Regions from separate parts of the Homo sapiens genome. Here region 2 is linked to region 1. A link is a loop called in an ENCODE intact Hi-C map of the cell type or tissue named here. Cell type or tissue: ovary. All regions are shown on one strand. Links, peaks and the distances in the headings refer to the core of each region. The heading gives the core; the rest is flanking DNA.

Region 1 (11,704 bases), core at 2,126-10,125:
GCTGGTGGGAGGGTAGCAGTGAGGACGACCAGAGGTCACTCTCGTTGCCATCTTGGTTTTAGTGGGTTTTGGCTGGCTTCTTTACTGCAAACTGTTTTATCAGCAAGGTCTTTATGACCTGTGTCTTGTACCGACCTCCTATCTTATCCTGTGGCTAATGCCTTGGCTGTCTGGGAATGCAGCCCAGCAGGTCTCAGCCTCATTTTACCCATCCCCTACTCAAGATGGAGTTGCTCTGGTTCAGATGCCTCTGACAATTAGATGGGGCTAAGGTTGACTCCTGGGTGGCAGGCCTGAGAACAGGGTGGATGACAGTGCCATCTTCCAGGCTGGCTGATCCTGGAAGAGGACCAGGCTTCGGGGAGAGCTTGAGTTCATTTCTGGTCAGTAAGCTTGTAGCTGCCTCAAGACTCCAAAGGGAAAAGTCAACACAGCAGGCAGATGGACATGTCTGGAGGGGCCTGTGGTGGAAACTGAAATGTGTGAATCACAATCCTGTAAGTTATAATCGAAGCCTAGAGGAGGGCTGAGATCACCTAAAGAGAGAGAATAAAATGAGAACAGGAAAGACCCAGCCTTGATGAGCTCCAACAGAGGAGGCAAGTCTACAGCCGGTAGAGATGAGACTGTAACCGTGTGCAATGGGTTCATTTTGCTGGCTGTCCAGAGAGAGCTGACTTACCAAGACAGGGCAATTGCAATAGAGAAAGAGCTTACTTCACATACAGCCAGCTGAATGAGAGACTGGAGTTTTATTATTACTCAACTTGATCTCCCTGAGAATTCAGAGGTAATGATAATTTGGTGGGCAGGGGGCTAGGGTAGGGGTGCTGCTAACTGGTTGGGGATGCAATCATAGGGGTGTGAAAAATGGTCCTTGTCTGCCGAGTTCACTTCTGGGTGGGGCCAGAGGGAGTTTGGCGGGTCCAAGTGGAGCCGTTGGTTGTCAGAAATGCACAAACCTGAAACCTTATCTCAAAAGGCCAATCTTAGTTTCTGTAATAGTGACGTAATCTGTAGGAGTTATTGGGGGGTTGCAAATCTTGTGACCTCTGGAATAATGGCTGGTAATCGTTTAGTCTACATCTCAGCAGAATTCAGGCTCTTCTCATCCTCCTCGCCTGGCGGTCTCTCATTAGCTTTACGAAGGCGGTTGAGTTTTGGAGAAGGGATATTATCATTTAAACTATAAACTAAATGTCTCCCAAAGTTTGCTTGGCCCAAGCCCAGATATGATTAAAGGCAGTTTGGATGTTGAAGGCAAGATGGGGATTGGTGAGACCCAATCTTTCACTGTCGTAATTTCCTTACTGTTATAATTTTTTGCAAAGACAGTTTTAGGAGGGACACCAGGCCATGGAGTCACAGAAATCCAGTGGGAAGAGTGGATCAAGAAAAGACTAATCAGCCAGGCACGGTGGCTCATATCTGTTATCCCAGCACATTGAGAGGCTGAGGCAGGCAGATCACTTGAGGCCAGGAGTTTGAGCCTGGCCTAGCTAACATGGTGAAACCTTGTCTCTGCTAAGATACAAAAAATTAGCTGGAGGTGGTGGCACACACCTGTAGTCCCAGCTACTTGGGAGGCTGAGGAAGGAGAATCGCTTAAGCCTGGGAGGCGGAGGTTGCAGTGAGGTGAGATCGCACCACTGCACTCCAAGCCTGGGTGACAGAGCAAGACTCCATCTCAAAAAAAAAAAAAAAAAAAAAAAAGACGAATTGACAGGACCAGATGCCAATGAGAAGTGAATTCTGGGAGGATGACAGAAAAATATCCTTTGATGGGGTCATTGATGACACTTTTAGTGGAACGCCAGCTGCCAGTGAAAGTTTTTGGAGAAGTTTTAGTCACAGAAGATGTTTATGAAGTATAATTCTAAGTTTGAAACAGAATACAGAGCACAGAATAGCATCATCTTCATGATGTAAAAATCATTTGTAATATGAAGGAGCATATAGGAATGAATATGTATTATTTTAATCAAAAGAACATAATAAAAGTTATGAGGACTTGTGTTTCTTAATTCTTTGTGGAGTACACTTCTAAGCTTTTCCTTAAATAATATCCTGAAATTGGAATTAAGCTTATCGTTGAAGTTAAAATATACTCAAAATATTCAAAACAACATATTTTTCCCAGCTAAAAGATTATTTCATCTTTTTCGTTGTTCTTCCAGTATGCTGGATTCTTCTCTCACGTTTTGTTTCAGTGCAAACTGATGGAACTCCTCTTGGTTACTATTGATTTCATGCAAGTTAGCAGTGACTAATCATGTTGGCCATTAGCCTCCTTAGTGCATTTGTCCTCTACTGATTTAATTTCATTTAATGTAATAAAGCATGTTACTTTCATGACTAGGTTTTGAAGATGTTTGGTACAATGTTTTAAATTCATTGCATTTTCTGGAGAACAAAAAGCCCACCTGTTTGGAAGCCATCCTGGTATGTTTAGAATTTCTCATTGATTTCAGGAACTCTGGCCTTGATGTTAAAGAAAGTGATCACAGACCTTTGTTTGTTTAAGGCAGGCAGGGATGCATCTGACTGTCAGGGAAACAACACATTTCTGGGGGAACAAAGACAGCGCATCTTTGTAAAAAAAAAAAAAATCACAGTCCAGGCGCGGTGGCTCATGCCTGTAATCCCAGCACTTTAGGTGGCCGAGGTGGGCGGATCACGAGGTCAGGAGATCGAGACCATCCTGGCTAACACAGTGAAACCCCGTCTCTACTAAAAATACAAAAAATTAGCTGGGCATGGTGGCAGGCCCCGTAGTCCCAGCTACTTGGGAGGCTGAGGCAGGAGAATGGCGTGAACTTGGGAGGCGGAGCTTGCAGCTAGCTGAGATTGCGCCACTGCACTCCAGCCTGGGCGACAGCGCGAGACTCTGTCTGAAAAAAAAAAAAAAGAAAAAAAAATCGCAGCAGGCAAACGTTCTGCAATTCTCTGGGCTTATTCTACTTGCAAACACTTATCAAAGACACTGAAGCCTCCGTTAATGTCTTTGCCTCCCCCCTTACTGAGGAAGCTAATTAACTGGGTAGCTAATTAATTGTCTCTTACTGAGGACTACTAGAAATTTATACTCTGATTATTGGCTTAGGAGAAGTTGGATGAAATAACTTGGACTGTTGAAAAGTCAAAATAGTTTTTTCAATCAACTGGGGCCTCCCTTCCCCTGCAAGATTTGTGTGCATGCTGATGGAAGAGAGAGGGTCCCTCTACGCACCTGCAGGGAGGAGCCTGCAGTTCCTTTGTGCTGTGACTCAGTAAATCAGAGGGCTTGGGCTGTCTGCCAACACATTAACCCTTGCTCAGGTAGTGTATTAGTCTGTTCTCACATTGCTATAAAGAAATACCTGAGACTGGGTAATTTTTAAAGGGAAGAGGTTTAATTGGCTCCTGGTTCTGCAGACTGTATAGGAAGCACGGCTGAGGAGGCCTCGGGAAACTTACAATCGTGGCAGAAGGTGAAGAGAAAGGAGAGGCACGTCTTACATGGCAGGAGCAGGAGGAAGAGAGACAGGGGAGGTGCCTCACACTTTTAAACAACCATGTCTTATGAGAACTAACTTACTGTATAGTACCAAGGGGGGATGGTACTAAACCATGAGAAACTACCCCCATGGTCCAATCACCTCCCACCAAGACCTGCCTCCAGCATCAGGGATTACATTTCAACATGAGATTTGGGTGGAGACACATATTCAAACCATATCAGATGGGGATTAGGAAACGCCATTCTCACCACTACGAAGCATCTTCCTCCCTTAAGGAGGGGATAGAGACGAGGGCCCAGGAGTGTCAGCATAATCTAATTCACTCCAGAGCAGTGGAGCAGAAAAACATGAGCATAGGAGATAAGAGCCCTGCTATGGTTTGAAAGTATCCCCTAGGCCGGGCACGGCAGTTCATGCCTGGAATCCAAGCACTGTGGGAGGCCGAGGCAGGCGGATCACCTGAACTCAGGAGTTCGAGACCAGCCTGGCCAACATGGTGAAACCCCGTCTCTATTAAAAATACAAAAACTAGCTGGGCTTGGTGGTGCATGTCTGTAGTCCCAGCTACTCAGGAGGCTGAGGCAGGAGAATCACTTGAAAACGGGAGGCAGAGTTTGCAGTGATCCGAGGTTGTGCCATTGCACTCCAGCCTGGATGTCACAGCAAGACTCCGTCTCAAAAAAAAAAAAAAGTATCCCCCAAAGAGCATGTGATGGGAAGTTAATCCCCAATGCAACAGTATTGGTAGGTGGGCCTAATGAGACGTGATTATGAGATAGGAGTTCACCAGGACTGGTTTCACAAGACACAGATCACAAAGACTGCTGATAAAACAGGGTGCAGTAAAGAAGCTTGCCAAGACCAGGTACGGTGGCTCATGCCTGTAATCCCAGCACTTTGGGAGGCCAAACTTGGAGGATTGCTTGAGCTCAGAAGTTCAAGCCCAGCCTGGGCAACATAGCAAGACCTCACCTCTATTAAAAATACAAAAAAATAGCTGGGTGTGGTGGCATGTGCCTGTAGTCCCAGCTACTTGGGAGGCCGAGGCAGGAGGATTGCTTGAGCCCAGGTGGTCTAGGCTGCAGTGATCTATAGTTACGTCACTACACTCCAGCCTGGGCGACAGAGCAAGCAAGAGCTCGTCTCGGGAAAAAAAAAAAAAAAAAGCCAACCAAAACCAAGATAGTGATGATAGCAACTTCTGGTCATCCTCGCTGCTCTTTACACCCTAATTATAATATATTAGCATACCAAAGGAAAGCCCCACCAGCGCCATGACAATTTACAAATGCCATGGGAGCATCCAAAAGTTATCTTATATGGTCTGAAAGTGACAGGAACTCTCAGTTCTGGGAATTCCCTGCCTCTTTTCCTGGAAAACTCATGAATAGTCCACCCCTTGTTTAGCATATGATCAAGAAATAACTATAAAAATAGCCAACCAGAAGCCCTCAGGGCTGCTCTGCCTATGGAGTAGCCACCCTTTTCTTCCTTTACTTTCTTAATAAACTTGCTTTCACTTCACTCTGTCGGCTTGCTCTTGAATTCCTTCCTGCACAAAGCCAAAAATCCGTGTGGCCTTCCAAGATGAACCCCAATTTTGGAGTCTGTCCTGTGACAATTAGGCCATGAGGGTGCAGTGAATGGATTAATGTTGTTATTGCTAGAGTGGGTTTGTTATAAAAGGGTGAGTTCAGCTCTCTTTTACTTTCTCTCTTGCCCTCTCTCCTTCTCTCTCTCTTTTTTTTTTTTTGAGATGGGGTCACACTCTGTTGCCCAGGCTGGAGTGCAGTGGTGCAACGTTGACTCACTGCAGCCTCCTCCTCCTGGGCTCAAGTAATCCTCCCACCTCAGCCTCCTGAGTAGCTGGGACTACAGTTGCATGCCACTATGCCTGGCTAATTTTTTTTTGTATTTTTGGTGGAGACAGGGTTTCACCATATTGTCCAGGCTGGTCTTGAACTCCTGAGCTCAAGTAATCCACCCACCTTGGCCTCCCAAAGTGCTGGGATTACAGGCGTGAACCACCGTGCCCAGCTTCTCACCCTCTCTTGACCCTTCTACCTTCAGCCATGGATGTGGTGACACAGCAAGAAGGCCCTGGCAAAATGCCAGCACCTTGATCTTGGACTTCTCAGCCTGTAGAACGAGAAAATAAATTTCTGTTCATTATAAATCACTCAGTCTCAAGTATCCTGTTACGGCAGCATAAACAGACTAAGGCCCCTAGTAAAGCATGTGCTCGCTTAGACCTGCTACTAATGATTGCCTGGGCACCATGTTGAGGAGGACATTCAGGCACATCTGGTTTAGCAGGAAAGAGTGCAGTGATCGATTTGTGATGTCTGCAGGGGCACAGGATGGTCTGGGAACTCTCACCATTTGTTTGCCACACACAGAATGGTAATTCCTGGTGAAAGGCTCCCATGGCCCCTGAAACATTTCTTCCTAGGGACTTGGGATCCTATGACTTATCTCTGACCTAGACCCTACCCAAGGGACAAGAAGACAGCACTTCCTCTATAACACAGCCAGCTTCTGACTGCCAGTGTTAGGATGGGGAGAGCTGGGGTTCAGTGTGAAAAGTGAGGCCCTAGTGAATCAGGTAGAATGTGGAGTGGTGAAAGACAGGGGCCTACATGGAGCATGAAGGCGCAGTTGAAAGGCTGCCATAGCAGGTCGTCAGCAAGTGTGTGTGGCATGTCATTGGGGTTGGTGGTGTTAGGTGTTGCTGATAGAAACAGTATCAGCCAGCGGCGCAGTGGCTCACGCCTGTAATCCCAGTACTTTGGGAGGCTGAGGTGGGTGGATTACTTGTCAGGAGTTCGAGACCAACTTGGCCAACATGGTGAAACCCTGTCTCTACAAAAATACAAAAAATTAACTGGGCATCGTGACAGGTGCCTGTAATCCCAGCTACTCAGGAGGCTGAGGCAGGAGAATCACTTGAACCCAGGAGGTGGAGGTTGCAGTATTAGCTGAGTTACTCCTCTAGCTGATATGTTTTATCTAGCCATCATTCTGCAGATGGTGGTGGTGGACACATAATCATAGAAATAATAACGGTGGCTACTTATTGAGCCCTTCCTCCTTCCTATATGTCGGGCACTGTGCATGACCCACATGCTTTAGATTCAGGGTTTAAATGGCAGACACTGGTGAGAACTATAACTTAGCCAGGCGCAGTGGCTCATGCCTGTAATCCAAGCACTTTGGGAGGCCAAGGCAGGAGGATTGCTAGAGGCCAGGAGTTTGAGACCAGCTTGGGCAACATGGCAAAACCCTGTCTCTACAAAAAGTTAAAAAGTTAGCAAGGCATGGTGGCACATGCCTGTAGTCCTAGACACTCAGGAGGCAGAGGTGGGAGGATCACTTGAGCCCAGGAATTTGAGGCTACAGTGAGCTGTGATTGTGTCACTGCACTCCAGCCTGGGTGACAGAGCAAGATCCTGTTTCAAAAAACAAACACACAACAACAAAAAATCCCAAAACAAACTATAACTCTATGACTAAACCCAAATTCCATCTCCCTCTTTTCTGTCCAGCCACCAGAGAGCTTCCAGAGTGATGATCCTAGAATGCATAAATGTGTATGTTGTTTTTGTTTTGTTTTGTTTTTTAAGAAACTGGGTCTGCCACCCAGTCTGGAGTTCAGAAGCATGATCATAGCTCACTGTAGCCTCAAACTCGTGAGCTCAAGTGATCCTCCCACCTCAGCCTCCAGAATAACAAGGACTACAGGCACATGCCACCACGCTTGACTAATATTTTGTTTGTTTGTTTTGAGATGGAGTCTTGCTGTGTTGCCCAGGCTGGAGTGCAGTGGGGTGATCTCAGCTCACTGCAACCTCCACCTCCCAGGTTCAAGCGATTCTCCTGCCTCAGCCTCCCGAGTAGCTGGAATTACAGGCATGTGCCACCACGCCCGGCTAATTTTTGTATTTTTAGTAGAAACAGGGTTCACCATGTTGGTCAGGCTGGTCTCGAACTCCTGACCTCATGATCCGCCCACCTTGGCCTCCCAGAGTGCTGGGATTACAGACATGAGCCAAATTTTTTTGTAGAAATTGGGTCTCTCTGTGTTGTCCAGGCTGGTCTTGAAGTCCTGCCTCAAGCGGTCCTCCTGCCTTGGCCTCCCACAGTGCTAGTATTAAAGGTGTGCACCACTGCACCTGGCTTTTAAAATGCGTACTTGACCACGTCTCTTCCACCTAAACCCTCCAATGTCTCCTTCAAGCCTATGGGCAAGTGCAAACTCCTCAGCATGTCGGCTGGCTCCACATGCTCCGACCTCTTGCTCTGACACATTTCACTCCTGAGTTCTGTGGAATAGCTTATCAGCCTGAGGACATTTGGCTGTTCCCCACCGCTCACTGTTTCAGTCTATAATACCCATCCCTACCTCCATCCACCTGACCAGCTCCTGCTTAGCTTCTGAACTCAAACTTTTGAGTTGTGATTTGCAGTTAACATTCAGATTATTGCATTGGCTTGATGGTTAAAGTACATATTTGCCTGATTTTTGTTTCACCTAAGGCAACTCAGCACATAGCTTTTCAGCATATTTGCATATTTCATAGGCTTTGAGTAAATTACTGAGTGAAATATTACCCTTGTGGCACACCATCCTTATTCATGGTGCCATCTTCAGGGTCAGATGGTTGGGGAGGGACATGATGCTTCACAAACATGAGGGGAGGTCGTGTGGCTCATGCCTGTAATCCCAGCACTTTGGGAGGCCGAGGCGGGCGGATCGCTTGAGCTCAGGAGTTCGAGACCAGCCTGGCCAACATGGCGAAACCCCATCTCTACTAAAAATACAAAAATTAGCTAGGCATGGTGGCAGCCACCTTTAATCCCAGCTACTCGGGAGGCTGAGGCAGGAGAATCACTTGAACCTGGGAGGTGGAGGTTGCAGTGAGCTGAGATCATGCCACTGCACTCCAGCCTGGGCAACAGAGCGAGACCCCATCTCAAAAACAAAACAAAACAAAGCAAAACAAAAACATGAGGGGAAAGACTGAATAGATAGGTGACTTAGACATGTACTCAGGTGACCAACCAGGAGGTCCGATCTTTGAGTTTATGCTCAAGCCACAGAACATTATTATTCACTTAGTGTTTAACTTCAAATAAATTGATAGTTGGAAACAAAACAAGGACAATACCTTCATAATTTTAATTTTTTTAATTATTAAATATTTTTTGGTAGAGATAGGGTCTTATGTTGCCCAGGCTGGTCTCAAACTCCTAGCCTCAAGCAATCTTCCTGCCTCAACCTCCAAAAGCATTGGGATTACAGGTATGAGCCATAATACATGACCCATAATTTTAATATATATATATACGTTTTTTGAGACATGATCATAGCTCACTTTTTTGCCCAGGCTGGAGTGCAATGGTGTGATCTCAGCTCACTGCAATCTCTCATCTCCTGGGTTCAAGCAATTCTTCTACCTCAACCTCCTGAGTAGCTGGGATTACAGACGTACACCACTGTGCCCGGCTAATTTTTGTATTTTTAGTAAAGACAAGGTTTCACCATGTTGGCCAGGCTGGTCTTGAACTCCTGATCAGAAGTTATCCACCTGATTCGGCCTCCCAAAGTACTGGGATTACAGACATGAGCCAGTGCTCCTGGCCATAATTTTAATTTTTGAGGTGGTTTTTGGCCCTCCTTTTTCTAAACTGGTGCTAGATGGGAAAAGATGTTTGTACTGTGGAGTCTCTAACTGCTGCCATGAGTAAGAAAGCATATGTCAGTTAGCATGCTCTCTGGTTCCAGTAATGGAATCACTAACTAAAAATGCCTTTAAACAATAGAGGTTTCTATTTTCTCTTTGAAGCAATACGGAAGTATGTTACCCACCTTGAATCTAAGGATGAATAATCAAAGACACACTTCCAACCTTTCTACTGCATCATTTTGAACATGTTGGCTTTTGTCTCCAGGCTGTTGCCTCATGGTCTCAAGATGGCCACCACAGCTGTTGCCTCATGGTCTCAAGATGGCCACCACAGCTGTTGCCTCCTGGTCTCAAGATGGCCACCACAGCTGTTGCCTCATGGTCTCAAGATGGCCACTACAGCTGTTGCCTCATCATCTCAAGATCACTGCTGCAGCTCCAGGCATCACATCCTCTCACAGTTGTGTTCAGAGACAGGAAGGAAGAGGACAGGCAAGAGAGTTTCTCTCTTTTGAGGTGCTCTTTATATCAAGGAGGGGGAAAAGCCCCTTGGAGACTTCTTAAGTCTTATTCACCATAAATGAGTCCCTTGTCAACCTCCATTTGCAAGGGAGGCTGGGAGCAGAAGTTGGTGGAATTTACAGCCTCTATTATGGGAGGTGGGTTCTATTAGGAGAAAACCACGTGGTAAAGAACACCATCTGTCACAGGAAATATACATCTTGCTGTGTAGTTTAACCACCCACCAAACCGGTCAGGAACATCTGCTGAGGGTTAGGTTTCTGCTTGGGGTGCTGGAAGAAAAACTTCACATAGTGAAGTACCCAGGAGAGAGGCAGTACCCATGAGCCAGAGATTAAAAACCAGTGAAGAGGCCAGGCGTGGCGGCTCTACCTGTATTCCCAGCACTGTGGGAGGCTGAGATGGGCAGATCACTTGAAGTCAGGTGTTCGAGACCAGCCTGGCCAACATGGCGAAACTCCATCTCTACTAAAAATACAAAAATTAGTCGGGTGTGGTGGTGTGTGCCTGTAACCCCAACTACTTAGGAGGCTGAGGCATGAGGATTGCTTGAATCCAGGAGGTGGAGGTTGCAGTGAGCTGAGATGGTGCCACTGCACTCCAGCCTCACAGAGTGAGACCCTGTCTCAAACAAACAAACAAACAAAAAACAAACACCAGTGAAGTAAATGCAAACTACTCTTGGAATCTGGAGCAGCAGTGAGATACCAACTTTGTCCTGGAGAACCAAGGCAGGCTTCACGGAGGAGGCGATGGTTGAGCAATGCCTTTTTTTTTTTTTTTTTGAGATGGAGTCTTGCTCTATCACCCACGCTGGAGTGCAGTGGTGCGATCTTGGCTCACTGCAACCTTGACATTCCAGGCTCAAGTGATTCTCCTGCCTCAGTCTCCCGAGTAGCTGGGATTACAGGTGCCCACCACCACACCCAGCTAACTTTTGTATATTTTAGTAGAGGTGGGGTTTCACCATGTTGGCCAGGCTGGTCTTGAACTCCTGACCTCAGGTGATCTGCCCACCTTGGCCTCCCAGAGTGCTGGGATTACAGGTGTGAGCCACTGCACCAGGCCTTGAGCAGTGTTTTAACAGACGCATAGGAGATTCCCAGATGAAGAAGACAGGAAAGGCCATTTAAGGCCTAGGGGTAGAAAGAGCATATCCAGAGTTTTTAAAATGCCTTTTGTTTTTGACAATAACCACCACCCCCTTTTGAGTTTTCTCCCGTCTCCATCAGCACACCCACTCTGAATGAATGCAACGCTTCCTGAAAGCCGAGCTTCACTGCCTATTTTGGCTGTTCTTAGAGTAGTGGAGATGTTGTGCTCATTCCACGTGGGGATTCTTCATTTGGAGGGCAGTCATGTCCTTCAGAATTATAGTGGGAGGGATGGGGTGCTGTGCGGGGCATTTGTTTTGTTCCGCCTACAATGGCATCCCCTTTTGTGGGGTACACTCACTCACTGAAGCTGGGGGGCTCAGCCTCCCTAACCGTCGTGGCCCTGAGATTGGCCACATCACTGTGACTTGGGTCAGCTGCTATAGCTGCCCCTGGAGATGGTGATGGTCTGGATGTGTGCAGGACCCACGCTGCACCAACTGGAGGACCTACCTGGATTTCTGCAAATCACGCTGAAAAAAGGGGCTTTATTTCCTCTTTGGAAAGGATGAAAGGTCAGAACTGCCCATTCCCTTATCCCTGGTATAAACCAAAAATAAAATTCTAAGCCCCCCAACTGACTGATGGACCACCCTCCCCCACCAGCCCTTGGCAAAAGGCTTTCCAAAGTAAACCTGAAAATCTAGTTCAGATCTTGATGGAAGTGGGCATACCTCATTATACTCTCAGCTCTTTGAAATTCCAACACAGCTGACCTGCATTAACCATTAAAACAGATCTTAAGACTGACAAAACAGACTTTTTGGAGCAGTAAGATATCACATTCCAACATGACTCTAGTATAGCGTCACATGACAAATAGCAGCCCCCAAAAGAAATT
Region 2 (11,704 bases), core at 1,265-9,264, 91 kb after region 1:
TACATGCAACAACATGGATGGACCTTGAAAACATGCTAGGTGAAAGAAGCTATGCACAAAACATACTATATGATTCCATTTACAAGAACTACCCAGAATATAGGTAAATCCAAAGAGATATCCAGAATATAGGTAAATCCAGAGAGATATAATACAAATTGGTGGTTGTTGGAGCTAGGGGTAGAGGGGAACGGGAAGTAACTGCCTGATGGGTCAAGGGTTTCCTTTTGTGGCGATGCAATGTTTTGCAACCAGGTAGAGGTGGATGTACTAAATGCACTAAGTTATTCACTTTAAGATGGTCAATTTCATCATGTGAATTTTAGCTTCATAAAAATATATTTTTTAAAAAGATCCAAGCAAGACAATAGTTGTGTAGCAGAGGACTCTACTTAGGGTGTGTTGCTGGGGCGGGGGTTGGGTCGGGGCTATGGACGGCCAGCTCTGATTGAAGTAGCAAGTCAAAGTTAACCAGAGCATTCCAGAGGGCTAGAGTGAGGGAGGTGGACCCCCACCAATCTGGGTGGGGCTCTGCCATGGACCTAGAGACCGCCACCAGCCAGCTGTCTTGGAGGTTTTATAAGGCTCTCTCCGGCTCCTCCTCCACCTGGCTGGCTGGCCCAGGAGTCCTGGCCGAGCTCCAGGGAGCTCGCAACACTCATTCCTCTTACAGCCCGAGCTGACAGCCTAGCTGGGGTCTGGCAGGCCTTCAGTGGGCTCCAAGGACGGGCCAGGGCTGCTCTGGCATGGCACCCCCCTGCCGTGTGGACATTGCAAACCGCCTTCTCAGCCCCACCAGCAGGATTGGGGACCTCTTTGGCAGCTCCAGGGAAAGGGCTTGGAACTGCCCAGGAACGCAGGTAAATGAGAGGGCCTGAGAGCTCTCGGGACTCATATTGGTCATAGGCTGTCTCAGACACATCTGAGGTGTGCGTGACCCAGTGCTGCTCTCCTTGTATCTTAGACCTGCTGCAGGGCCTGCCACTGTTCTCTGGGGGTAATGGAGGATGTTAGTCCAGGAACAGGCTTCTGATTAACTTCTCTTTGATCCTCAGAGCCCAACACTGACATCACCTCCTCCAGGAAGCCTTCCTATGCCCTAAGTGACCTTCCTCTGCCCTCAAAACATCCTTCACTTCCTACATATCATTTTCTTTCTTTCTTTCTCTTTCTTTTTCTTTTCTTTCTTTCCTTCTTTCTTTTTCTTTCTCTTTCTTTCTTTCTTTTCTTTCTCTCTCTTTCTTTCTTTTTCTTTCTTCCTTTCTTCCTTTCCTTCTTTCCCTTCCTTCCCTTCTTTCCTTCCTTTTCTCTTTCTCTCTTTCTTTCTTTCCCGAGTCTCACTCTGTTGCCCAGGCTGGTGTGCAGTGGCGCGATCTTGGCTCACTGCAAACTCCGCCTCCTGGATTCAAGCAATTCTCCTGCCTCAGCCTCCCGAGTAGCTGGGATTACAAGTGCCCACCACCACTCCGGCTACTTTTTGTATTTTTAATAGAGACGGGGTTTCGCCATGTTGGCCAGGCTGGTCTCAAACTCCTGACCATAGGTGATTAGCCCTCCTCAGCCTCCCAAAGTGCTGGGATTACAGGTGTGAGCCACTGCACCTGGCGACCCTACATAACATTTTCTACTCTATGTTGTAAATACCTTATGATCTCTTGGTTCCCCTGACACACTAGACTGTGGCTGGGGGTCTTTCTCCAGGGGTCTACTTACTGCCACAGTTGTCTTGGGTGCCTGCTAGTGACCCGGGAAGGCAGAACCAGTTCCTTCTCTTTGCCAGGTAATTTTCTGTTCACACCTGTGTGTGTGTACACACACACACACACACCACACATCTCAAGAAAAGTCTGTTGGGTCTGTTCTCCTGTTCAGGTCCCTGTGATAGAATCTAAACTATACAGAGCTGGAATGGGCAATGGAGGTGGAGTGGGCACTGTGACCTCCACCTAAACAGCTCAAACCCTTGCATCCTTCCAAGCATGGGCTTCTCTGTGCAAAGCTTTAGGGTATCCACCAGCAGAAGCATATAGTCTCTTGGCTGGCCAGATCTCCCCCTTGGATCCTGTTTCTCATCTTTGTTCTACTCTGATTTGCTTTTCTCCTTTCCCAAGCCCAGGATTGTCTCGTGGTGGGGGTGTCCCACACCCTCTTCCGTATCGGTGTCCCCATTCATTTCACTGTCACACAGAGTCAGGGGAGACCTGGAGCCTGGAAGGCTGAAGAGAGAAGGGTGGGGATTCCGCGCTCTGAGTGGCAGCTTGATTTTCCTTTCTGTTTCTCTTTGATCATTCCAAACTGTTTTAACAACAAAGCCAGCATTTTATACTGCAAGTGTTAATCTCCTACCCGCAGACCTCAATGATCCATGTATATGATTCATGTCTTCCTGCTAGCATAATGTTAGTACTTTATTATGATGGAAGAGTGTCTTGTCTCTTTCCCAATTTTGACTGTGACATTATAAAACCCTCTCCTATTGGTCTGGCCTTGGAGAGCTCCATGGTCAATTTCCACTGCTCATTTCTCCTGGCTGCAGCAGTCAGGGGTGGGTTTGAGTGGAAAAGATGTTAGCCCTGATACAAACACACACAGGCCACGTCTTAAAGCCCCAGTTTGGAGTTGAGGGTATCCAGGATATTGGCAGATGCAGGTCACTGCTAGAGCCTACTATAGGGGCAAGGAAGACAGAGCCCAGAAGCTCAAAAGCACACAACATAGCATGCATTTGGGAGCAGACAGAGCACTGGAATTTACCATCTGAAGTGATAAATATGTATGGGAGGTGCATGATGCTTTGAGATCACAGGGAGCTAACCTTGGGCATGAAGGAAGACTTCTCGGATGAGGTGATGTCTGCCCAGAGCCATGAAGAGCAAGTAAAGTTATCCAGGAGTGTGTCCACCTGTACCCTGACCTCTGAATTCTTTCCTCTTTCTCAAGTTCTGGAGAGAGCAGAGAGAGGCATCTGAGATATCGTCCTGTGCTGTGTCCAGGACTTTTGGGCTTGGTGGCCTGGACTCTGAAGTCTGAGCTGGACTGAGCATACCAGTGGGTGTTCCTCTGGGACCCTGAGGCTGTGCCTGAGTACAGTTGGAGACATCAAGAGGACATGGAGGTTCTTGGAATGCCATGAGGGTTGACATAGGTGGCACTGCCTCTGATTTCTGTCTGGGAGATTCTTAGGTTGGGTCGGGTCCCATTCTGGGACAAAGGGCACTGGTGGTTTCTGGTTTCCACATCTTTGCTATGGATGGCATCTGTCCCCAGGACTAAAAAGGAAGGATCTAAGTGAGACCCATTAGCCAACTTATCAGTGCCAGTTCCTCCTGTGGTTGGGAATATTGCTCTAACCTTGCTAACTTCCCAAAGCTGGAGCTGCTCCAGTCACTGTTACTTGGGGCAACTGTTAATTTTAGAGTCTGCAGTGGGCTTTGCTCTTGCAGGTTCAATGTATGATCTTAGGTGGGCTTAGCAACTCTAAGAAAGGGTTAACTGCAGGGCTTGGTGGGACCTTGACCACACGGAACAGGGAGAAGAGGAATGTGTGGGATTGGCATGAAGGGAGGAGCTAGCAGTGGGTTCCCTTGGGATGCAGGTGGCTAATATGGACATTTGGTCACCATTGGAATATGAATTTCTATTATCCAGAGGCATCGAAGAAAAGATTAACACAGGTTTTGAAGTCAGGTCAGTATTGATACTCAGAGATAGCACGGTCTAGTTCCACATGAAGGGAGAAACCCTTTTCTCTTCTTTTTAAGAGGCAGGGTTTTGCTTTGTTACCCAGGCTGGAGTGCAGTGGCACTGTCATAGCTCACTGCAGCCTTGAACTCCTGTGCTTGAGCAATCCTCCTGCCTCAGCCTCCTGAGTAGCTGGGGCTACAGGTGCATGCCACCATACTCAGTTAATTAAAATGTCTCTCTCTTTCTTTCTCTCTCTCTCCCTCCCTCCTTTCTTTCTTCTCTCTCTTTCTTTCTTTCTTTCTTTTTCTTTCTTCTTTCTTTCTTTCTCTTTCTTCTTTCTTTCTTTTCCTTCTTTCTCTGTCTCTCTCTTTCTTCCCCTCCCTCCCTCCCTCCCTCCCTCCTTCCCTTCCTTCCTTCCTTCCTTCCTTCCTTCTCTCACTTTGTTGTTTAGGCTGATCTTGAACTCCTGGCTTCAAGTGATCCTCCTGCTTCTAAGAAACCCATTCCTTTAAGTAGCCAGGCCAGGCCAGGAAAAGTGGCTCACGCCTGTAATCTCCACACTTTGGGAGGCTGAGGTGGGAGGATTGCTTGAGACCAGGATTTTGAGACCAGACTGGGCAACAGAGCAAGACCCCATCTATACAAAAAAAATTAAAAATTTGCCAGCGGTAGTGATGCTTGCCTGTGGTCCCAGCCACATGGGAGGCTAAGGTGGGAGGGTTGCTTGAGCTCAGAAGTTTGAAGTTGCAGTGGGCTGTGATTGCACTGCTGCACTCCAATCTGGGAGACAGAGTGAGACACTGACTCAAAAAAATAAAATAAAATAAAGTAGGCAGATCTCCACATTGCAAAACTCCAATGTTGGGGGGAGTACCACTGTATTCTGTGTGGATGGTGCTTCCTGAACTCCCAGAAAAATGCAGATATTCAAAATGCAAACCAGGCCATGTGTGGTGGTTGATGCTTATAATCCCAACACTTTGGGAGGCCGAGGCGGGCAGATCACTTGAGGTCAGGAGTTTGAGACCAGCCTGGTGAAACCCCATCTGTACTAAAAGTACCTGGTGGAACCTCATCTCTACTAAAAATACAGAAATTAGCCAGGTGTGGTAGTGGGTGCCTGTAATCCCAGCTACTGGGGAGGATGAGGCAGGAGAATCACTTGAACCCGGGAGGCGGAGGTTGCAGTGAGCCAAGATCGTGCCAATGCACCCCAGCCTGGGCAACAGAGCAAGACCCTGTCTCACTAAATAAATAAATAAATAAATAAAAATGCAAAGCATTCTGGCTCTGTGAGCCTCAGTGTCCACACCTGAAAAATGGAGATTATAGTAGCTAACCCCACAGCATGGAGGTGAGAATTAAATGCACCTCACCTAGTGCATGTACCAGGTGCTGAACAGTACGCATGATTGTTGCTATAGTAATGTTCATTGATGGAAGATGTGGGACTTGAGCAGAACTACGTGGATGGTAGAATCTGGGCAGTTGAGAGAGGGGAAGAAGACTTTCTGGTGGAGGTGGTGTGGTCTGGCTAGAGGAAAGTATGTGCCCGGCAAGTTCGGGCAGGCAGTGGCACAATCACGGTTGAACCCAGGGGTGTAACCCATGTGTAAATCTCTCCTCTTCCACAGACACTGTTCTCTAGAATTCTGGGGAAAAAGGGAGTGCATCTCACATCTGCCCCTGAATCTCCCACCTGGCAGGTGAACCTGCGTGGGGCAAGCTCCTCCCTGCTGTCCAGTCCCGCTGTGAGCTGCACTCCTTTGTCATTGTCCCCCCAGCCCATTTGGACTGCGACCTCCTCGACAGTATTGTGGGATTTTCTCCTTACTGCTCGACCTCATCAGTCATTCCCAGCAGGCACCGCACACCAGCCTTGACTAAAGATACAGGGACAAGCTGGTTGCGGTGGCTCATGCCTGTGATTCTAGCAGTTTGGGAGGCTGAGGTGGGAAGACTGTGGGAGCCCAGGAATTTGAGACCAGCCTGGGCAACATGGTGAGATGCTGGCTTTAAAAAAGATAGAGAAATAAGCTGGGCATGGTGTGCACACCTGTAGTCCCAGCTATTCAGGAGGCCAAAGCAGGAGGTATTGCTTGAGCAGCCTAGGAGTTTGAGGCTCCAGTGAGCTACAGTTGCATTATTGCACTCCAGCCTAGGTGACAGAGTGAGACTCTGTCTCAAATAAATAAATAAATAAATACATACATACATACATACATACATAAATTAAATAAAGGGACCACAGTGAAGGTGTGATGTAGTGAAACATATAGTTGGTCTTTGACCTGTTTCCTGGCATACAACTCCTAAAGTCCTAAGAAACTCCAAAGCGCAAAGTGATGTCCTTTTTTTTTTTTCTTTCTTTCTTTTTGAGACGAAGTCTGTCTCTGTCACCCAGGCTGGAGTGCGGTGGCGCAATCTTGGCTCAGTGCAACCTCCACCTCCCGGGCTCAAGCAATTCTCCTGCCTCCGCCTCCCTAGTAGCTGGGATTACAGGCGTGCGCAACCATGCTGGGCTAATTTTTGTATTTTTAGTAGAAACGGGGTTTTGCCATGTTGGCCAGGCTGGTCTCAAACTCCTGGCTTCAGGTGATCCACCCACCTCGGCCTCCCAAAATGCTGGGATTACAGGCTTGAGCCACCACGCCCAACCCATATGAATTTTAACTTTAGATCCAGGGATACAAGTACAGGTTTGTTGTTAGAGTAGCAAACTGCTCCCCTCTTTAGTCCCCAGGGTCCATTATTCACATCTTTGTGTCCACGTGTACCCACTGTTTAACTTCTACTTATAAGTGAGAACATGCTGTTTTTGGTTGTTTGTTTCTGCGTTAATTTGCTTGGGATAATGGCCTCCAGCTGCATCCATGTGGCTGCAAAGGACATGATTTCATTCTTCTTTATGGCTGTGTAGTATTCCATGGTGTATTTATACCACATTTTCTTTATCCAATTCACCACTGATGGGCAACTGGGTTGATTCCATGTCTTTGCTATGGTGCATAGTGTTGCAATGAACATATAAGTGCAGGTGTCTTTTTAGTAGAACAATTTATTTTCCAGGGTAGACAGCCAGCAATGGGATTGGGTTTGGTGGTAGTTCTGTTTCAGTTCTTTGAGAAATCTCCATGCTGTTTTCCACAGGGTCTGAACTAATTTGCACTTCCACCAACAGTGTATAATTGTTCCCTTTTCCTCACAGTCTCACCGATGTGTTACTTTTTGACTTTTGTACCCTTCGTGGGTCCGGTTCATGCTTTGAATCTGTCATGCCCCCTCATGAGGCATTCTATGGCATAGGTGTGCCTCCTCACAGCCTAGGGAATGGGATGGAGAGAAGGAAGGAGGAAGGAGAGGGGAAGCTGGAGAGAGAGAAGTGAATCAGGGATGGTTGGAACATGCTGTTTCTGCTATTTGCAAATCCTTCGAAACCTTGAATTTCAGAGCCATGGAGCTGAACCCAGACTCAGGGTGATTCAAGAAGGAAAAGCTGTCTGTCCTGCCGTGGGGGGAAGCAAAACCTCTATAGGGGGCACCTCCCAAAGCCACATCCACTGAGTACATGTGGCCACAGAGCTGACCACAGTAGGTCAGAGAATGGGACACAAGGGCTGAGCAACAGGAAATTAGACCTGGTACTCAAGGGGAGACTTCACTCGAGATGTATACAATGTATCCCATGCGTTCACAGAAATCTCATGTGGCAATAAGGACTTCATTTTCTTTCTTTTTCATTTTCTTTTTTTTGAGACTGAGTCTCAATCTGCTGCCCAGGCTGGAGTGCAGTCATGTGATCTTGGCTCACTGCAACCTCCACCTCCAGGGTTCAAGTGATTCTTGTGCCTCAGCCTCCTGAGTAGCTGGGACTACAGGCACCTGCCACCACGCCCGGCTAATTTTTGTATTTTCAGTAGAGACGGGGTTTCATCAGGTTGGCCAGGCTGGTCTCGAACTCCTGACCTCAGGTTATCCACCCACCTCAGCCTCCCAAAGTGCTGGGATTACAGGCATGAGCCACCACACCCGGCCAAGGACTTCATTTTCATCTCCATTTTACCACCTGTAGAATAAAGTGGATGTCTTTCCACCTTCATAAGTGACATCGTTTGGATGTTTGTCCCCTCTGAATCTCATGCTGAAATGTGATCCCCAGTGTTGGAGGTGGGGCCTGGTGGGAGGTATGTGGGTCATGGGGGCAGATCCCTCATGGATGGCTTGGTGCCATCTCCGTGGTAATGAGTGAGATTTCACTCTATTAGTTCATGTAAGATGTGGTTGTTTAAAGGGTCTGGTTTAAAGGGCCTCCCTCTCTTGCCATGTGATGCTGGCTCCCCTTTTCCTTCCACCATGATTGGAAGCTTTCTGAAGCTTTCCCAGATGCAGACGTTGGCTCCATGCTTCTTATACAGCCTGCAGAACCATGAACCAAATAAACCCCCTTTCTTTATAAATTACCCAGCCCCAAGTATGCCTTTATATTAACAGCAATGCAAAATGGACTCATAAAATGAGAGAAGGCTGTAGGTTGGAGACTGGACTTTGGTGCTATCGGAAGCTGGTGGCTTAGTATCTTGCACGCCTGTATTCCATACACATGGAAGCTGTGTCGTGTTGGGTTGCCTTTTCTTTAAATTGGAAAATATACATTTCCTTTGATGCAGCAACTCTTGAGCAAGAGTGGAGGGCTAGTTGCATCTGAGGCATTTTATTTCCACATTTAGGTTGGTCTAGCCTTTTTTTTTTTTTTTTTTTTGAGACAGGGTTTCACCCTGTTGCCCAGGCTGGAGTGCAGTGGCACCATCATAGCTCACTGCAGCCTCCACTTCCTGGGCTGAAGGGATCCTCCTGCCTCAGCCTCCTGAGTAGCTAGGACTATAAGGCCTGCACCACCATGCCCAGCTTAGCTTGCCTCTGCAGGCAGATATGCAGTGAAACAACTCTAGAAAATTTTGGCAATGTCAGGAAAATGAGAAAAATTAATAAATCATAACTTGTGTATTACTCTAACAAATAAGACAACTATTTACTTATTGGACAGACTGTCCCTTGATTACAGGCCATTAGTGGCTACAGGTTGTTGACATTTTGTTAGAATTTCACAGGTGTGAGGTTGAAAAATCGCGCATTTTACATCAGGGAGCTAAGCTCACTTCGCATGTTAATATAGAAATATACGACCAGGCGCGGTGGTTCATGCCTGTAATCCCAGCACTTTGGGAGGCTGAGGCAGGTGGATTACCTGAGGTCGAGAGTTTGAGACCAGCCTGGCCAACATGGTGAAACCCCGTCTCATACAAAATTTAGCCAGGAGTGGTGGCACATGCCTGTAATTGCAGCTACTCAGGAGGCTGAGGCAGGAGAATCACTTGAACCCAGGAAACGGGAGGTTGCAGTGAGCTGAGGTTGTGCCACTGCACTCCACACTGGGCGACAGAGTAAGACTCTGTCTCAAAACAAAAACAAACAAACAAAAAACCCCAAAAAAACCAAAACAAACAAATATATATATGAATATATAAAAATATATTATATATAATATATTAAATATTATATTGTATATTAAATACAATATATTATGTATTATATAATGTTATATAAAATATATTATATAATATAGAATATATTATAAAATATATTATATAATATAGAATATATTATAAAATATATTATATAATATAGAATATATTATAAAATATATTATATAATATAGAATATATTATAAAATATATTATATAATATAGAATATATTATAAAATATATTATATAATATAGAATATATTATAAAATATATTATATAATATAGAATATATTATAAAATATATTATATAATATAGAATATATTATAAAATATATTATATAATATAGAATATATTATAAAATATATTATATAATATAGAATATATTATAAAATATATTATATAATATAGAATATATTATAAAATATATTATATAATATAGAATATATTATAAAATATATTATATAATATAGAATATATTATAAAATATATTATATAATATAGAATATATTATAAAATATATTATATAATATAGAATATATTATAAAATATATTATATAATATAGAATATATTATAAAATATATTATATAATATAGAATATATTATAAAATATATTATATAATATAGAATATATTATATAATATATTATAAAATATATTATATATTATAATATATTAAATATAATACATAAAATAAAATATATATATAAATATATTAAATATATATATATTTATAAAACCAATTTTCATTTTAACCAGAATTTGTTGTGAGGCCACTCTGTACCAGGCACTAAGAATAGGAAGGTGGCTGGGTGCAGTGACTCATGCCTGTAACCCCTGGATTTTGGGAAGCCAAGGTGGGGAAGATGGCTTGAGCCCAGGAATTTGAGACCAGCCCGGGCAACATGACAAAACCCTATCTCTACAAAAAATACAAAAAGTATCGAGACGTGGTGGTGCATGCCTGTAGTCTCAGCTACTCAGGAGGCTGAGGTGGGAGGATCACTTGAGCCTGAGAGGTCGAGGCTGCAGTGAGCTATGATTGCACCTCTGCACTGCAGCCTGGGTGACAGAGTGAGACCCTGTCTCAAAAAAAAAAAAAAAAGAATAAGAAGGTAAGGGCCACTTGCCACTTATGGAGGGACACCACCTTTAAAGAGTGGGGGACAGTCCTGTGGAGGGATGAATAGCTATGCAGTGTGGTGACTGTTTCAGGGAAATAGGTACCTCTCTCTCTCTGGGAGAAGGAGGAGGAAGAGGGAAAGGTGATACTCGGGATAAGGTTTCCCAGTGAATGTGACATCTGAGTAGGGCCTTGATGGATATGTAGGAGTTCACTAGGGCAGCAAGGAAGGGCATTCCAGGCTGGAGGAACAGCACTCACTAAGGCCCCAAGGTGTGTACAGCTGACCTCTTCTGGGAGTTGCAAGTGGTTTCATGTAGCTGGAGACCATGTACTTTCAGTGGGAGCTGGAAGGAGATGAAGGTGGTGAATGGTCATTTGGTGCCAGCAACTTATGAAAGGGCATTTAAGGCAGATTGTGGAGTTTGATTTTTATTCCAAACACTATGAGAAACAAATGTTTTGCATGTTAAAAAGACTAAGCTGCAGATCACCTGAGGTCAGGAGTTCGAGACCAGACTGGCTAATATGGTGAAACCACATCTCTACTAAAAATGCAAAAAATCAGCTGGGCATAGTGGCACATGCCTGTAATCCCAGCTACTCAGGAGGCTGAGACAAGAGAATCGCTTGAACCCGGGAGGTGGAGGTTGCAGTGAGCTGAGATTGCATCACTGCACTCCAGCCTGAGCAACAAGAAGGAAACTCTGTCTCAAAAAAAAAAAAAAAAAAAAAGAAAGAAAGAAAAAGAAAAAAAAGACTGAACCAATTATGCATCAATTGTATACCCTTGTTCAAGTTTCCCTCATTACCTACTTGGGCTCTAAGACAGATCCCTTAGATATGCCGTATGGTTGAGGGATCTTTTATATTTTTATTTATGTTTATTTTTTTAGACAGGGTCTCACTCCAGTCTCCTAGGCTGGAGTACAGTGGAACAGTCATGACTCACTGCAATCTCAACTTCCTGGCCTCAGGTGCTCCTCCTGCCTCAGCCTCCCAAGTAGCTGGGACTACAAGTGCACGCCACCACTCCTGGCTATTTTTCTGTAGAGATGGGGTTTTACCATATGTTGCCCAGGCTTGTCTTGAGTTCTTGGGCTCAAGCAGTCTGCCAGCCTCGGCCTTCCAAAGTGCTGGGACTACAGGCATGAGCCACCATGCCTGGCTGAGGGATCTTTTATATATTTATTATTATTTTGGAGACAGGGTCTCATTCTGTCTCATGGGCTCGAGTGCAGTGGTGCAGTCATAGTTCACTGCAGTCTTGAACTTCTGGGCTCTAGCAAGCCTCTTGCCTCAGCTTTCTGAGTAGCTGGGCTGACAGGCGTGTACCACCATTCTTGGCTTATTTATTTATTTATCTATTTATTTA

What was found. A loop is a pair of places that touch in the nucleus more often than their neighbours do. Peaks named below come from ENCODE experiments on the same cell type or tissue, not always from the same donor. Only the 100,000 strongest peaks of a DNase experiment are listed, where the experiment ranks them.
Region 2: it touches region 1 in a loop (4-fold over the local background); 1 of 110 quality-filtered maps calls a loop at or near these places.

What each region holds. Positions count from the first base shown.
Region 1 is chr7:72,548,516-72,560,219 of GRCh38, reverse strand. No RefSeq gene overlaps it. Among named protein-coding and RNA genes, the nearest start is that of CALN1, 140 kb to the right of the region's middle. In ovary, for the core only: no CTCF peak of the experiment used is centred there; no DNase peak of the experiment used is centred there.
Region 2 is chr7:72,456,365-72,468,068 of GRCh38, reverse strand. It overlaps a transcript of CALN1 not described here. Among named protein-coding and RNA genes, the nearest start is that of CALN1, 50 kb to the right of the region's middle. In ovary, for the core only: no CTCF peak of the experiment used is centred there; a DNase peak (open chromatin) is centred at 5,538.